Linked DNA regions of Homo sapiens: region 2 is linked to region 1. The links are chromatin loops, found by intact Hi-C in ENCODE. Cell type or tissue: pancreas. All regions are shown on one strand. Links, peaks and the distances in the headings refer to the core of each region. The heading gives the core; the rest is flanking DNA.

Evidence for each region. Hi-C counts contacts between places; a loop is a spot of excess contacts. Peaks named below come from ENCODE experiments on the same cell type or tissue, not always from the same donor. Only the 100,000 strongest peaks of a DNase experiment are listed, where the experiment ranks them.
Region 2: a loop joins it to region 1, with 4 times the contacts of the local background. A loop is called at or near these places in 54 of 110 quality-filtered maps.

What each region holds. Positions count from the first base shown.
Region 1 is chr16:343,315-351,642 of GRCh38, forward strand. AXIN1 (axin 1) reads right to left here. Exons shown (of 11, transcript NM_003502.4): 2 at 2,834-3,792. The coding sequence starts at 3,711. Among named protein-coding and RNA genes, the nearest start is that of AXIN1, 5.2 kb to the right of the region's middle. RefSeq lists an enhancer at 5,915-6,194. In pancreas, for the core only: no CTCF peak of the experiment used is centred there; no DNase peak of the experiment used is centred there.
Region 2 is chr16:242,853-251,180 of GRCh38, forward strand. FAM234A (family with sequence similarity 234 member A) reads left to right here. Exons shown (of 13, transcript NM_032039.4): 2 at 6,697-6,802. Among named protein-coding and RNA genes, the nearest start is that of FAM234A, 12 kb to the left of the region's middle. In pancreas, for the core only: no CTCF peak of the experiment used is centred there; no DNase peak of the experiment used is centred there; H3K27ac peaks cover 1,371 bases.

The DNA.
Region 1 (8,328 bases), core at 227-8,226:
GGGAGGGAGGCACTGGGGTTCCAACAGTGGAAATCAGAACGGAGCTCATTTTCCTCCTGCAGCCCAGCCCTCAACTTCAGTCCCATCTTAAAAATAACCAGCCGGGGCCGGGCGCAGTGGCTCACACCTGGAATCCCAGCACTTTGGGAGGCTGAGGCGGGCAGATCTCTTGAGGAAAGGAGTTCGAGACCAGACTGGCCAACGTGGTAAAACCCCATCTCTACTAAAAATACAGAAAATTAGCTGGGCATGGTAGCTCACACTTGTAATCCCAGCTACTCGGGAGGCTGAGGCAGGAGACTCACTTGAACCCAGGAGGCAGAGGTTGCAGTGAGCTGAGATTGCACTACTGCACTCCAGCCTGGGCGACAGAGCGAGACTCCATCTCAAACAAAAAAACAAGCAAAAAAAATAACCAGCCAGGTGCAGTGGCTCCCACCCGTAATCCCAGCACTTTGGGAGGCTGAGATCACTGGAGTCCAGGAGCTCGAGACCATCCTGGCCAACGTGGCGAAACGCTGTCTCTACCACAAATACAAAAATTAGCCAGGCATGGTAGCACACACCTGTAATCCCAGCTACTCGGGAGGCAGGAGAATCACTTAAACCCAGGAGGCAGAAGTTGCAGTGAGCCGAGATAGCGAGATAGTGCTACTGCACTCCAGCCTGTGTGACAGAGCGAGACTCCATTTCAAAAAAAAAAAAAAGAAAGAAAGAAAGAAACTCTCAGTTTATACCAGGCTTACTCAACAGGATAACTTTGCGGCATATTGTGTCCTAAAATGCTTGCTAAATAAATACCACTTGGCTAAAGACAATGAACAAAAGGGAAAAAAGGCCGGGCGTGGTGGCCCACGTCTGTAATCCCCGCACTTTGGGAGACTGAGGCAGGCGATCACGAGGTCAGGAGATCGAGACCATCCTGGCTAACATGGTGAAACCCAGTCTCTACTAAAAATACAAAAAATTGGCCGGCATGGTGGCGGGCGCCTGTAGTCCCAGCTACTTGGGAGGCTGGGGCAGGAGAACGGCGTGAACCTGGGAGGCGGAGCTTGCAGTGAGCCGAGATGGCGCCACCGCACTCCAGCCTGGGCGATAGAGCAAGACTCCATCTCAAAAAAAAAAAAAAAATTAACCAATTAACCTACACAATCCTTTTTTGTTTTTTTTTTGTTTTTTTTCTGAGACAGAGTTTCACTCTTGTCCTCTTGTCGCCCAGGCTGGAGTGCAATGGCACAACCAAGGCTCACTGCAACCTCTGCCTCCCAGGTTCAAGCGATTCTCCTGCTTCAGCCTCCCGAGGAGCTGGGATTACAGGCATGCGCCAACTCGCCTATCTAATTTTTGTATTTTTAGTAGAAATGAGGATTCACCACGTTGGCCAGGATGGTCTCGAACTCCCGACCTCAGGTGATTCGCCCGCCTCGGCCTCCCAAAGTGCTGGGATTACAGGTGTGAGTCACTGCGCCCAGTCGACAGTCCATCTTAAATCGTATCACTTAGACTACAAGTTTAACCTTAGACATGTTTAATCCTGTGTTGATGAGCGAGTAGCCAATTTCTGTGTCACAGTAAGCTTGAAGAACTAATGCGAGTTTTTAATAACTCCTCAGGAGAGTCCCAGCACATGGGGCTGTGCTTTCGGAGTCTTGATTAGGTCAGCAGGGGTCACATGAATTCCAGGCTTTCAAAGTTACACAGGCCGGAGCCTCCGGTCACCAGCTCTAGGGAAAGAGTGGGAAATGCATGCGCTCTGCTCACAAGCACAGTAGATGCCAGCCCGAAAGCCAAATAAACCTCCAGGAACCACGCAGGGATCACAGGGAAGGAAGAACGAAGAAACAGGTTCCAAGGCTGAGCACCACTCTGCTCCCTCCCAGGCAACACACGCACCCCACAGGCCCTGCCAGGATCGCCTCAGGGTCCAGGCTGCTGTGGACTACACAACAGCACCAACAGATTTTGTTGGCAGGAAAAAAGGCCCAATCCTGGAATGCCCACTATAGCCACAGGAAGTTTTCAAAGTACTCTGACCATTCCCCACACGTAAAACGTCCCCCCTGCTATTTCTCAGCCTGTAGGAAGAAGCTTAGAAGATCATTATAAAAGCAATAATCTGGCCGGATGCGGCGGCTCACGCCTGTAATCCCAACACTTTGGGAGGCCGAGGCAGGCAGATCACCTGAGGTCGGGAGTTCGAGACCAGCCTGGCCAACATGGAGAAACCCCACCTCTACTAATAATGCAAAATTAGCCGGGCGTGGTGGCACATGCCTGTAATCCCAGCTACTCAGGAGGCTGAGGCAGGAGAATCGCTCAAACCCGGGAGGCGAAGGTTGCAGTGAGCTGAGATTGTACCATTGCACTCCAGCCTGAGCAACAAAAGTGAAACTCCGTCTCAAAAAAAAAAAAAAGCAAGAATCCAATTCTCCAATTCTTATCGATGCCCTGAAACGTCCACTCCTCCCTTTATTAAGCGGAAAGGACCATGTCTACTGGGTAGATCCAGCTCCTATTTAAGAGGTGACAGACTTTACTGCTGAAGGGTAAAGTTTACATGTCATTGTGACTTCTAAGAATTCCGATGTTCCTAATGACTCATAAAGTCATATATTTTAGTCTGTTCTCAGTAAAAGTGTTCTCAACATTACAAATATAAAAAAGTAATGACAAATGCAAAAGTATCACAAATAAGAACAGAACCAAAATTCAACCCCAGCGGCAGCAGGACATCCGGTGTGGGTTAACGCCCGCCTCATCAGCACCTTTCCCTGGCTTGTTCTCCAGCTCTCGGAGGTGAGTACAGAAAGTGGACGCCTGGCGTCGGACTCACCTGAACTCTCTGCCTTCGCTGTACCGTCTACTGGAGGAGACCCTCGGGGCAGCTGTCTCCAGGAGCAGCTTCTGAGGGAGTCTTCCGGGGGGAGCAGCGTCTCTGCCATCGTCCTCATCCATGTCCTGGTCACACTTCCATTCCTCATCTTCATTTAAGGTCGGCAGGTATCCAGATATGCCCTTCCCTGTCCCTGACCCAGAGCTCTGGTCACTACAGACTTTGGGGCTCTCCGAGCCTGTCCTCGTATATTCCAAATAAATATCAGACTTAAGGAAGGAGGGATAGGTGTTTTCCTCCATAGTGGCCTGGATTTCGGTCTGGGCCTGGTCAAACATGGCAGGATCGATCAGCTGCTTCATGATGCAGCCCTTTATGAAGCTCTTGGTGGCTGGCTTGGTCTGCCGGGACACGATGCCATTGTTATCAAGAATGTACTTTCGGTAGATGGCTCTCGCCAGCTTCAGCCTCTTCTCCTCGTTCGAGTCACAGGGCTCCAGCTTCCTGAAGCCAGTGCAGGCAAACCAGAAGTCCAGCAAGTCGGCACAGCCCTCCTGCTTCAGGAAAGTCCTGAACAGGCTTATCCCATCTTGGTCATCCAGCAGGGAATGCAGTGACTCAGCCCACTTCAAGTATGGTGGGGTGGGGGAGGCACTGCCCTCAGGCTCATACCCCAGGTCCAGATCCGAGCGCCTCGGAGTGGCCGTCGAAGTCTCACCTTTAATGCCAACACCTTTCCCGGAGCAGAAACTGTAGCTGGCGGGCCTCGGGTCTGTGGACACCAGTTCTCCCTCCTCACCAGGCACTGGGGGTCGGGGAGCATCTTCGGTGAAACTTGCTCCGAGGTCCAAGGGGAAACCCTGCTCTTGGATATTCATTTTGGGACTCTGCGTCAAGGAACAATGAGCGCTGCACCCTAATACATCAGTACTTACAGCTCCAAAGTGAATCAATCTGTCCTGTTGAAACCATTAAGAGGACAAGGATTAGGAAAGGTGGGTCCATGAAACACGACCAGAGGTTTTCTCAAGACAAGACTCACGATGACGCCCTCCCGCTCAAACTCAAAGCAAGAAACTCAGTTTAAATGTTCAATCAAGATATATTTTGGCCACAAGCATAGTTCTACTTTAAAGCAATTTCTGGAAACTTTTACAACTACAGGAATGCCTCTCATGCTAAGAAGGGATGCCCAGGACATGGGAATGCCACTCCCCACAAGTCTCACTGCACAAACATCACGGAGGCTGGCAGCTTGAGCACCTCCCACCTCAGCTGCAGAGCTGAGGGACAGGGAAGGCAGGAAGACCGGAGGAAGGAAAGCTGCCTCTAGTCCTGACTATGTGTACAAACCTGAGTGAGGGCTGGACCCTCACAAGTAAGATGGAGACAATCGCTCCACCAGCCCCAGCAACACTCAGAGAGAAAGGAAGGTGCGCTACAGCCCCGAAGGTGGTGGGCGTCTTCTGAACCCCACGTCCTCCAGGCCCACGGCCACTGTTTTCTACCTGCTGCATCACGTCACGCGTGGTACACCTTCCGACACATGAGAACACACTGCAGGGTGTTCCTCCGACTCTCAACACACGCCTCAAAGAGAGATAATCATGGGTCACCTTCAGCCCCATCGACCGAGGGATCAAGGACACCACCCAGGCCCACAGAGGCGCTCGGACACCGTCACTGGAGACAATCTTAAAATGCTCTGTCAGAATGCTGCACTTGACTCTGAAAAGCCTCTCTGATGAGGATTCAGATAGCAAATAGTAAATGGGTACTTCAAGGAACAGAGAAGGTACAGAATAAAAGGAAATGCAAATACAATTTTTAGCTAAGGAAGCTATAGTTCATGTGACTTCACTCCTTAAGCTGAAAACCAAACCACCCACCCTCTTAGACATCAGGGAACTATAGAATTTGCTGCTACTACTGCTGCTGCTGCTACAAGCCTGCAAGGGGTGTGCAAAAGAGAGTAGATAAGGGCTCCAACAGAACCCCTGCCATGGTCTATGGTCCTTCCTGCCACGTCCTACAGGAGCCCAGGAGCTCTGGCTATGCCTGTCAACCCGGCCATGCAGGTGACTGAAACAACAGCCTGCCATGATGTAAGTGGTCCTGGCTAAAAGGGGCTGGAGAGAGGGCTTTAGAGAAGCATGTTGGGTTCAAAAGCCTAGAGTGCTGAACAAGTCACAGCAAACAAATAAAACCCTAAAACCCAGGACCAACTGAAGGGGGATCTATCCCCCAGCCACCACTCCACACTGCTGTCCCTTGTCTATGTGGAATCTGTCCCCCACACCAACTTCCTCACATTGCACACACTTTACCAGCCAACAGCTGCTCACGGCTGGAAGCACGAAGGATCCACAGAGCCAGGCGTGGTGTCACGCACCTGTAGTCCCAGCTACTCAGGAGGCTGAGGCTGGAGGATCCCTTGAGCCCAAGAGTTCAAGACTAACCTGGGCAACATAGTGAGACCCAATCTCTACCAAAAAACAGTTCTTAATTAGCCGGGTATGGTAGCGTATGCCTGTAGTCTCAGCTACTTGGAAGACTGAGGCAAGAGGATCACTTGACCCAGGAGTTCAAGGCTGCAGTGAGCTATAATCGCACCCCACTGCACTCCAGCCTGGGCAACAGAGCAAGATCCTGTCTCTAAAAAAAAAATAGGCCGGGCACAGTGGCTCACACCTGTAATCCCAGCACTTTGGGAAGCCAAGGCGGGCGGATCACGAGGTCAAGAGATCGAGACCATCCTGGCTAACACGGTGAAACCCCATCTCTACTAAAAATACAAAAAATTAGCCAGGCATGGTGGTGGGCACCTGCAGTCCCAGCTACTCGGGAGACTGACGTGGGAGAATGGCATGAACCCGGGAGGCAGAGCTTGCAGTGAGCCGACACCGCGCCGGCCACTGCACTCCAGCTTGGGCGACAGAGTGAGACTCTGTCTCAAAAAAATAAAATAAAATAAAATAAAATAAAATTAGTAAATAAATAAGAAGCACCCATAGATGGAGGATGGTTTGCAACTATGTGCCCCCAATGACATTTCAGCAGCTAAGGACTTTTTGTGAACGCTGCTGGGTAGTATGTCATCTTGGCCTCAGCAGGAACACACAGCTTCTAAAGGTCAAGGCCCAGTGAGCTGTGACATCCTGCTGCTCACAGACCACTTCAGCGGCAGTCACTCCGTGAGCCACATCAGCATGGAGGGAGCACCCTGGGCGTGGGCACCTCCACACTAGCTCACGGTCATCTGTCTGGGACGCCATCACAGGAAAGAAGGCCTGCACCCTGACCACCTGAGCCTTACCACTATAGATGTACTACCATTCACTAGCTTGAAGAACCAAGTCACCGGAGAGTGGAAAGTGATTAATCAGACAGTGCTCAGAAGGGAGGCTAACCACAAGTCACCATCATGCTCTCATAAGGGACTTAAGTCTTCTGTGTTAATTATTGGTAGTAGCGGGACCCACAGCACCCAGCACAAGGTCCTGCAACTAACGGGCACCAGTAAGTCATTCACTGATGTAAAAAAGAAAAGACATTTGTCACAGACGCCAAACACTGGCTCTCTACAGGGGCTGAACTACTGTACCACAGAAAACAGCAGCAAATTCTTCCAAAACTAATGGGTTTTGTTGTTTTGTTTTTTGTTATTTTGAGACAGGGTCTCGCTCTGTCGCCTAGGCTGGACTGCAGTGGGGCGATCTCAGCTCACTGCAGCCTCAGCTTCCCAGGCTCAAGCAATTCTCCAGCCTCAGCCTCTCAAGTGGCGGGGACTACAGGCACGAGTCATCAACGCCCGGCTAATTACTGTATTTTGGGTTTCACCACGTTGGCCAGGCTGGTCTCAAACTCCTGAGCTCAAAGCAATCCACCCGCCTCGGCCTCCCAAAGTGTTGGGATTACAGGCCACTTTGCCTGGCCCCAAAACTAATGTTTTAATTCATGTGTGAACCAAATTTTCAGAGCCCAGAAGAAAATTTTCTTACAATCATGTGTATTTTTGGCTGTCAACTGACAGAAGACTTTTTGGTGTCCCTGGAAGCACATGAACCCCTCTACAAGCTACTGATGTTGTTGAAACATGTCCCAATTCCTGAAATCTCTGGGTTCCCACAGGGAAGCACACCAAGCATTTAGTGTACACACAAGTACACACCACACATAAAGCAGTCACGTTTACTCAGTTCAGTATCAAATGCCTGCAAGCACTGAATCTGGCCCACAGCCTGTAGCTACCATCAATAAAGTGAGTCCATAAAACGGGCGGGATGCCTACAAGTATGATACTGTATTTAAAATTCCCTTTCGTCACCGCTTAGGCATATGCTCCAGGCATCATGGCAGCAAACTCAATGCTACCTACGTGTGTAGGTATTTATTTTACCCAAACGTAACTTTTGACATTTTGATTTACATGGAGGAGGCAAGTAACACAACACGACTCTGACATCTTCCCAGCTGTCCATTGATTTAACTCTTGAAGGTTCAGGGCTACTATTTCACATGTAATTTATTCCCCCATCACTGAAATTCTCAATGACCAATGTAATCCGAAAAAGTCTGCTTAGCTTTTCTGAAACTAGAAACCCAAGACAAGTCAACACCAGCTGAAAATCAAACAAAAACAGTCTGTTTTTCATGCTTTCCCATCCTTGTCCCTGAATGGAGATCTTAAAACTGAAACCAAAGCCAGGTGAGGTGGCTCACGCCTGTAATCCCAGCACTTTGGGAGGCCGAGGTGGGCGGATCACCTGAGGTCGGGAGTTCAAGACCATCCTGACCCACATACAGAAACCCCATCTCTACTAAAAATACAAAATTAGTCAGGCTTGGTGGCGCATGCCTATAATCCCAGCTACTTGGGAAGGCTGAGGCAGGAGAATCGCTTGAACCTGGGAGGCGGAGGATGCGGTGAGCGGAGATCACGCCATTGGACTCCAGCCTGGGCAACAAGAGCAAAACTCTGTCTCAAAAAAAAAAAAAAACTGAAACCGAGCTATTGCTGAGTATCTCGGGTAGCCGGTTTAGACTGTGTTTTCTCCAAAATAGGGCCTGTGGATCCAAGTAAGCTCGAGATTCTTCCTGAAGAAGCAGAGAACAGAAGTGTGAGCAAAAACAAGGGGCTGACATGCACATAAGAACCCTTTATAAATTATCTTAGAAGGGGCCAGGCGCGGTGGCTCACGCCTGTAATCCCAACACTTTGGTAGGCCAAAGTGGGCAGATCACCTGAGGTCAGGAGTTCCAGGCCAGCCTGGTCAACATGGTGAAACCCTGTCTCTACTAAAAATACAAAAATTAGCCGGATGTGGTGGCGCATGCCTGTTATCCCAGCTACTCAGGCGGCTGAGGCAGGAAAACTGCTTGAACCCGGGAGGCGGAGGTTGCAGTGAGCCAAGATAGCGCCACTGCACTCCAGCCTGGGCTACAGTGCGAGACTCCGTCTCAAAAAAAAAAAATTATCTTAGAGGACGGTGGTC
Region 2 (8,328 bases), core at 273-8,272, 100 kb before region 1:
CCACCCACCTCAGCCTCCCAAAGTGCTGGGATTACAGGCGTGAGCTACCACGCCCATCCCGTGTCAGGTCTTTTACCTTAATTAATACGTATTGTATTGACAAATTTTCTTTTCTTTCTGAGCCCTCACTTTTTTTTTTTTTTTTGAAACAAGGTCTCACTCTGTTGCCCAAACTGGAATGTAGTGATAATGATCACAGCTCACTGCAGCCTCAACCTCTTGGGCTCAAGCTAACCTCCCACCTCAGCCTCCCAGGTAGCTGGGACTACAAGCACATGCCACTACACCTAATTTTATTTTACTTTTTGTAGAGATGGGGTCTCCCCATGTTGCCCAGACTGGTCTCGAACACCTGGCCTCAAGTCATCCTCCTGCCTCAGCCTCCCAAAGCACTAGGATTATAGGCGTGAACCACCCTGCCCGGCCATGAAGTTAAATTTTTGGTTATTAGCTTGTTGAGTTCTGTTTTCTGTTTTTTTAAATAGCCACATGGCCTGACTCTCTGTGGTCAATGGTATGGATGCTAAAGTAGAGCAAGGACAGTGCCCTGCTCAAGTCTCTCTGACCTGGGTCCATGGGGATTTTCTCTGCCAGTCAGGTTCCTGAAGCTCTGGCTACGGCTCCTGGTATTTTTAATGACCGCAGTAGAGAAAAACATTGGTATCTTCTTGCTGTTGATGAGCAAATCTTTGGACCTGTCTCATGGTGTCTTTATTTGCAAACTGGTTGAATCATGAACTGCCTGGCTTTGGCTGCCTTGCCGTTGTGGCTTTTAATAACTACCCCTATTTCTGGTGGCTCAGTCAAGTTTCCAAAAAGGAAGTCTTACCTGGAGATCCTGTGAAGGAATTCCTGACCAGCTTTTTAATTTTCCAAAGACAGGCCTTATTCGTGTTAAACACACACCCCTTTTCTGTGGCCAGGCCGGTGTGAAAGCATGTGCAGAGGCTGTATAGCAGTAAGAGTTCCCACCCCTTGGGGCATTTTCATTGTCACCACATTGTCTGACTTTGGAGACGACCCCTTTTAAACTCTGGCATTTGCTCAGGTAAGTATTTGGGGAGTATTGTTATAAATGCTGTGCATATCCGTTTTTTCCCCACAGTGGAAAGGAAAATGATTTTTTTTTTTTTTGAGTCGGAGTCTTGCTCTGTCACCCAGGCTGGAGTGCAGTGGTGCCATCTCGGCTCACTGCAACCTCCGCCTCCCAGGTTCACACCATTCTCCTGCCTCAGCCTCCTGAGTAGCTGGGACTACAGGCACCCGCCACCACGCCCGGCTAATTTTTTCTATCTTTAGTAGAGATGGGGTTTCACCGTGTTAGCTAGGATGGTCTCGATCTCCTGACCTTGTGATCCACCCGCCTTGGCCTCCCAAAGTGCTGGGATTACAGGCGTGAGCCACCGCGCCCGGTCGGAAAATGATTTTAATGGATGGTTTTGAGGAAGCTGGTGATTATTTTGTAATGGAGAATTGTAACATGCCAGGGGTTTGGCTCTTCTTTCAGTATTTCTTCAGGCTACCACAAAACTCCACTATTGATATTCTTCCAAAAATAAACAAAACACTAAAAGGACTCCTGCCTTTGGAACAAAATAGCTTCATATTAAGGTAGCTTTGAGGCACAAACCAAGCTGCCTGTGGAGAAGCTGGTTCTTCCTCTAAAACTTACATGAACCTCTGACCCCACTCCCCCTTACTAACGGTTTTCTTTTCTCTTTTGATTTTCTATTTTATACTTTTTATTTTGGACTACTTATAGATTCACAAAATGTTGTAAAAATAGCACAGGGCTGGACCCTGAAGTCTGCTTCCCTGAATGGTAACCTCTTTTTTTTTTTTTTTTTTTTTTTGAGACGGAATTTTGCTTTTGTTGCCCAGGCTGGAGTGGAATGGCACGATCTTGGCCACTGCACCCTCTGCCTCCCAGGTTCAAGTGATTCTCCTGCCTCAGCCTCCCGAGTAGCTGGGATTACAGGCATGCACCACCACGCCCGGCTAATTTTTTTTTGTATTTTTAGTAGAGATGGGGTTTCTCCATGTTGGTCAGGCTGGTCTCAAACTCCCGACCTCAGGTGATCTGCCCGCCTCAGCCTCCCAACGTGCTGGGATTACAGGCATGAGCCATCGCGCTCGACCAATAACTACCATTTCAAATTCCCACGACTATTGTACTGCAGACCTGTTATCGTATATTCTCACCAACACATTTTAAAATGCTTAACTTTTAGGCTGGGCGTGGCCCACACTTTGGGAGGCTGAGGCAGGCAGATCACTTGGGCCCTGGAGTTTGAGACCAGCCTGGGCAACGTGGCGAAACTCTGTCTCTACAAAAAATACAAAAATTTGCCCGGCGCGGTGATGCACACCTGTGGTCCCAGCTACTTTATAGGCTGAGGTGGGAGAATCTCTCGAACCCAGCAGGAGGAGGTTGCAGTGAGCCTAGATCACCACTGCCCTCCAGCCTGGGCCACAGAGTGAGACCCTGTCTCAAGATCAGATAAAATGAAATGCTTAACTTTTGTTAATGTCATTGGTCCTGCTGTGTCTATGAGTGAGACTGAGTGTGTTTCCCCTGGGCACCGGCCACTGGCGTGTGCTCTTCAGTGAACTGCCCAGTTATGAATTCGTTTCCTGTTTCCCCACTGGGGTCCTTGCCTTTCTTTTGTGGGTTTGTGAAAACCCTAAGAATATTTATCCTGGTTTGTTTTGTGGAGCTAACAACAATCTTTTGGCTTCCCTGGGCCACGTTGGAAGAATTGTCTTGGGCCACACATAAAGTACACTAACACTAATGATAGCTGATGAGCTGAAAAAAAAAAATTGCAAAAAAATCTGTGAATGTTTTAAGAAAGTTTCTGAATTTATGTTAGGCCACACTTCAAGCCATCCTGGGCCGAGGGTTGGACAAGCTTGGGTTAGACATTTCATAATATATTTAGTTCATCAGTGTTTTTCTTAATGATTTCCACCTTTGGGGTCATGCGTTCAAGACTTTCCCTAACAATACATAAACATTCTCTTCTATTTTCTTTTAGTTTAATGTTTGTTAAAAATAATGTTTACATTTTTGGCCAGGCGCAGTGGCTCACGCCTGTAATCCCAGCACTTTGAGAGGCTTAGGTGGGCAGATCACGAGGTCAGCAGTTCTAGACCAGCCTGATCATCATGGTGAAACCGTCTCTACTAAAAATACAAAAATTAGCTGGGTGCGGTGGTGGGTGTGGTGGTGGGTGCCTATAGTCCCAGCCACTCAGGAGGCTGAGGCAGGAGAATCGCTTGAACCCAGGAGGCAGAGGTTGCAGTGAGCCAAGATCACGCCATTGTACTCCCGCCTAGGTGACAGAGCAAGATTCTGTCTCAAAAAAATAATAATAATAATAATAATGTTTACATTTTTAATTCATTTGGAGTTTATCTTGATTGGTGGATTTTTTTTTTTTTTTGTGACGAGGTCTCACTCTCACCCAGGCTGGAGCACAGTGGTGCAGTCTCGGCTCACCGCAACCTCTGCCTCCTGGGTTCAAGCAGTTCTCCTGCCTCAGCCTCCTGAGTAGGTGGTGGCTTTTTTTTTTTTTTTTTTTTTTGAGATAGTCTTGCTCTGTCGCCCAGGCTGGAGTGCAGTGGTGCGATCTTGGCTCACTGCAAGCTCTGCCTCCCGGGTTCACGCCATTCTCCTGCCTCAGCCTCCCGAGTAGCTGGGACTAAAGGTGCCCGCCACCACACCCGGCTAATTTTTTGTATTTTTAGTAGAGATGGGGTTTCACCGTGTTAGCCAGGATGGTCTCAATCTCCTGACCTTGTGATCCGCCCGCTTTGGCCTCCTAAAGTGCTGGTATTACAGGCGTGAGCCACCATGCCCAGCCAGCTGGTGTTTTTTTTTTTTCGATCGATTGGTGTTTTGTTTTGTTTTGTTTTGTTTTTGTTTTTTTCTTTTTTTGAGATGGGGGTCTTGCTCTGTTGCCCAGGCTGGAGTGCAGTGGCACGATCTTGGCTCACTGCAACCTCTGCCTCCCAGGCTCAAGTGATTCTCCTGCCTCAGCCTCCTGAGTAGTTGGGATTATAGGCGCATGCCACCATACTCATCTAATTTTTTTATTTTAGCAGAGGTGGGGTTTCACCATGTTGTTCAGGCTGGTCTCGAACTCCTGACTTCGTGATCTGCCTGCCTCGGCCTCCGAAAGTGCTGGGATTACAGGCGCAAACCACCACGCCCGGTCAGTTGGTGGTTTTTTAATTGATTGATTGTTGGTTTTGTTGTTTTATCGATGTTTTGTTCTGTTTTGTTTTGTTTTGAGACAGAGCTTTACTCTGTGTCACCAGGCTGGAGGGCAGTGGCGTGATCACCACTCATTGCAGCCTCCACTTCCTGGCTTCAAGTGACCCTCCCACCTCAGCTCCTGGGTAGCTAAGACCACAGGCGTGTGCCACCACACCGGGCTGATTTTTTTTTTCTTTCTTTTTAGAAACGGTCTCACCGTGTTGCCCAGGCTGGTCTTGAACTGAACTCAAGCTTTCCATGCGCCTCGGCCTGGCAAAGTGCTGGGATTATAGACATGAGACAACACTCCCAGCCTTATTAATGATTTTTTTTTTTTAAGAGAAGTCTTGCTGTTGTCCCTCAGGCTTGAGTGCGATGGCTCAATCTCGGCTGACTGCAACCTCTGCCTCCCAGGTTCAAACAATTCTCCTGCCCTTGACTCCCAAGTGACTGGGATTAAGGTGCCCGCCACCACGCCCGACTAATTTTTGTATTTTTTAGTAGAGATGGGGTTTCACCATGTTGGCCAGGCTGGTCTCGAACTCCTGACCTCAGGTACTCCGCCTGCCTTGGCCTCCCAAAGGGCTGGGATTATAGGCGTGAGCCACCGCGCCTGGCCTTATTAATGATTTTTAAATCAGTTTCTCACAAACTCTTTTGATCTTAGATCAGTCTGTGTTTTTCATAAATGCCTCAACGGCTGGCTCGGTTTTAGAAACCTGTGTTTGTCAGTTAAAATGATGATCCTCCCAAAAATGTTCAGTGCCATTTTCTACCCTGACCTGGGTTCGCCCAAGTGGTGGGAGAGTCCCCATGGAGGCACTGCGGGGCCTGACTGTCTGGGAACCCTCTCAGAGTGGAGCCCAGTGCTGGGTTCAGGTGGGTGCTCATCTGGTTAAGTCAATTGCCTGCATTGTTTTGCGTCCCGTAATGGGGCTTTGCCTTCTGAAGCCTCTGTTTCTGTCTTCCCTCACACGTATGTGATATGTCTTATTTCATTCTGCTCTGCAGGTGAGGACACTGGACCAATTGTAGATGCTCACAAGACACAGATGACCCAAATCCCCAACCGTGTTACTAATGAGCATTTAGAGAGTTTTTTCCCTTTGTCCTTCTAAATCTTGTTACAGAGATGGTCCGTGCATGGGGGAAATGTTTGTCCTTTCGGCCAGGCTCTCCAATTCAAAAGGCAGGAATTGAGAAAATGACAGTACTTTCTCTGTCCCTGCCACAGAATGTCCAGTTTGGTCTGATTTAACATGACAAATCATGCTGTAGAGATAAGTAAGTAGTTTGAATTTTATTTTTCCTTTAATTTTTAGAAGCCACCTTATAACTCGACCATTCTAGTCACATTTTTTTCATATAGATTGTATACTTTATATACTCCATGCTTATCCACATAGAGAATACTTCTGGAAGGACCCATATGAAACTGGTACCATGCTTCCCCTCTTGAGCCTGGGAGCCACAAGATGAAAGGAGATTTACCCTTTTATAGTTTTTAAGTTTTGTGGGTTTTTTTGAAACAGGGTCTTGTTCTGTTGCCCAGGATGGAGTGCAGTGTCCTGGCCATCGCTCACTGCAGCCTTGACCTCCCGGGCTCAAGCAATCCTCCTGCCTCAGCCTCCTGAGTAGTTGGGACTATAGGTGCCCACCACCACACCTGGCTGATTTTTGTATTTTTGGGTAGAGAAGAAGTGTCCCCTGTTGCCCAGGCTGGTCTCAAACTCCTAGGCTCAAGCGACCCACCTGCCTCAGTCCCCCAAAGTGCTGGGATTACAGGTGTGAGGCAGTGCACCTGGCCCTTTTAAATGTTGTATATATTTATTACTGATTTTTTAAAATTATAAATCCAAACTACATTAATAGTAATTGTCTTGCAGGGTCCTTTGGTCATAGCTTACATATTAGAAGAAGGATTAAGAAAGGGAGTGATATAATTTACTAGCTTGAGGTCTGCATTTGGATTGACTTTACTAAGCTTGCTGTGAACTCCAAGGAACAGAAAACCCAGAATACAGGCCGGGCGGCATCTTCAGAGGAAGAGGCCCTTTCCCCTTTGCCTTGCTTGCTTCCAGGCTGGCTGTGGGGGGATGCAGTCTCCCCTTGAGGGTCAGGAGATGTCTGGCCATCATCTGGTAGTTAGAGTGGGATGAACCGAACAAGGGCAGACTTCTCGGTCTGTTCTTCTCTGCTTGGCTCCACCCTGGAATCAGCTGGAGAGTGCCAGCAGCTGCTCCTGACTGGGACCCCACACCCAAAGTGGCCAACTTAGTCCTTCTGGGGGTGGCATCAGGATTGCGAAAGCACCCAAGTTATTTTCATGTGGAGCCACCACTGAGAGTCATGTCTTTGGGAGGATCTAAGTTCCTGACCTGCCACCTTCGCAGGCTGCCTGAGCTGCACTTGACAAGTGGCTTTATGATCCCTAGGTCCACCTGGGCTTGCGAAGGCACAGATTCCCCGTCCACAGCTCACGACCAGATGCACCAGCAGGAGTCCACATCGAGGACGTCCTCCGGGCACTCCCACGACCAGGTAGGTGAGGACTGGTGGGCCCGTGGCTGGATGGGTGGTGTTTTCAGATTCCTGGTGGTGGCGGTTGATGCCCCTCCTTGAGTAGTGCTTTCCTGCACGCTTTCTTTGATGCTCTAGCTCCCACCAGATGAGGACAGCTGAGGCTCAGAGCTCGAATTTCTTGGCTGCAATTTTAAAGCTCTTAAGTTTAAAGCCGTAAAGATAGAAATCCAGAATTATAACATTCTGGTTCTTACTCCGTTTTTTTCTTTCCTTTGCCAAAGGAATCTATGTTTTATTTATTTATTATTTAAAAAAAATTTTTCTTTTTAGACGGAGTCTCGCTCTGTCGCCCAGGCTGGAGTGCAGTGGCGCGATCTCGGCTCACTGCAAGCTCCACCTCCCGGGTTCACGCCGTTCTCCTGCCGCAGCCTCCTATAGGCGCATGCCGCCACACCCAGCTAATTTTTTGTATTCTTAGTAGAGACGGGGTTTCACCGTGTTAGCCAGGATGCTCTAGATCTCCTGACCTCGTGATCCTCCCACCTCGGCCTCTCAAAGTGCTGGGACTACAGGCGTGAGCCACCGCGCCCGGCCAGGAATCTATGTTTTAAACATTTCACACATCCCTTCCTTGGGGACATGGTGGCTAGATTTGCTGAATTAATGGCCGTCTCCTCTTCTTCCAGCCCTGGCCCCAGCCCCTCAGGCCCTGGCAATGAGGCACTCCTACGTTCTGTTGCTGGCTTTTTCCCTAGTTACCTTTTCCAGACAACCCACGTCCTGCCTTCCCCACCCCCATGCCAGCTGCTTGGGTTTAATGAGGTCCTTGGTCGCGACTCATTGTTTGATTTTCCGTGTTCTAACTCACTGCCTTTGATAAGCACACCTTTTCTGACTTCCAAGATGTTAAAACTTAAGCCTCAGCACCTAGGAGAATGCACACATTTTTTCTTATTGTGGTAAAATGTACATAACGTAAAATTTGCCATTAGTAACATTTGGTATGATCACAGCATTTTGTAACCATCACCACTATTTTCATCATCCCACAAAGAAACCCTCAGCCCATAGCAGTCATTCCCGACTCTCCCTGTTCCGCACCTGGCCCCCACGAGTCTACTCCCTGCCTCTGTGGATTTGCCTGTTCTGGGCGTTTCACACTACAGGGGACCTTCGTGTCCTAGTCATTGCATTTAGCATAATTTTATAATGTGTCAGAATTTTAGTTTTTACCATGGCTGAAAAACACACCACTGCATTATGGTGTAATTATGCACTGTATTATGGATAGGCCACATTTTGTTTATCCATTCATATGTTTTGTTTTGTTTTGTTTTTGAGAAGGAGTCTCCCTCTATTGCCCAGGCTGGAGTGCAATGGTGCAATCTTGGCTCACTGCAACTTCCACCTCCCGGGTTCAAGCGATTCTCCTGCCTCAGCCTCCCGAGTAGCTGGGATTACAAGCGCCTGCCACCATGCCCATCTAGTTTTTTTGTATTTTTAGTAGAGATGGCTTTCACCATATTGGCCAGGCTGGTCTCGAA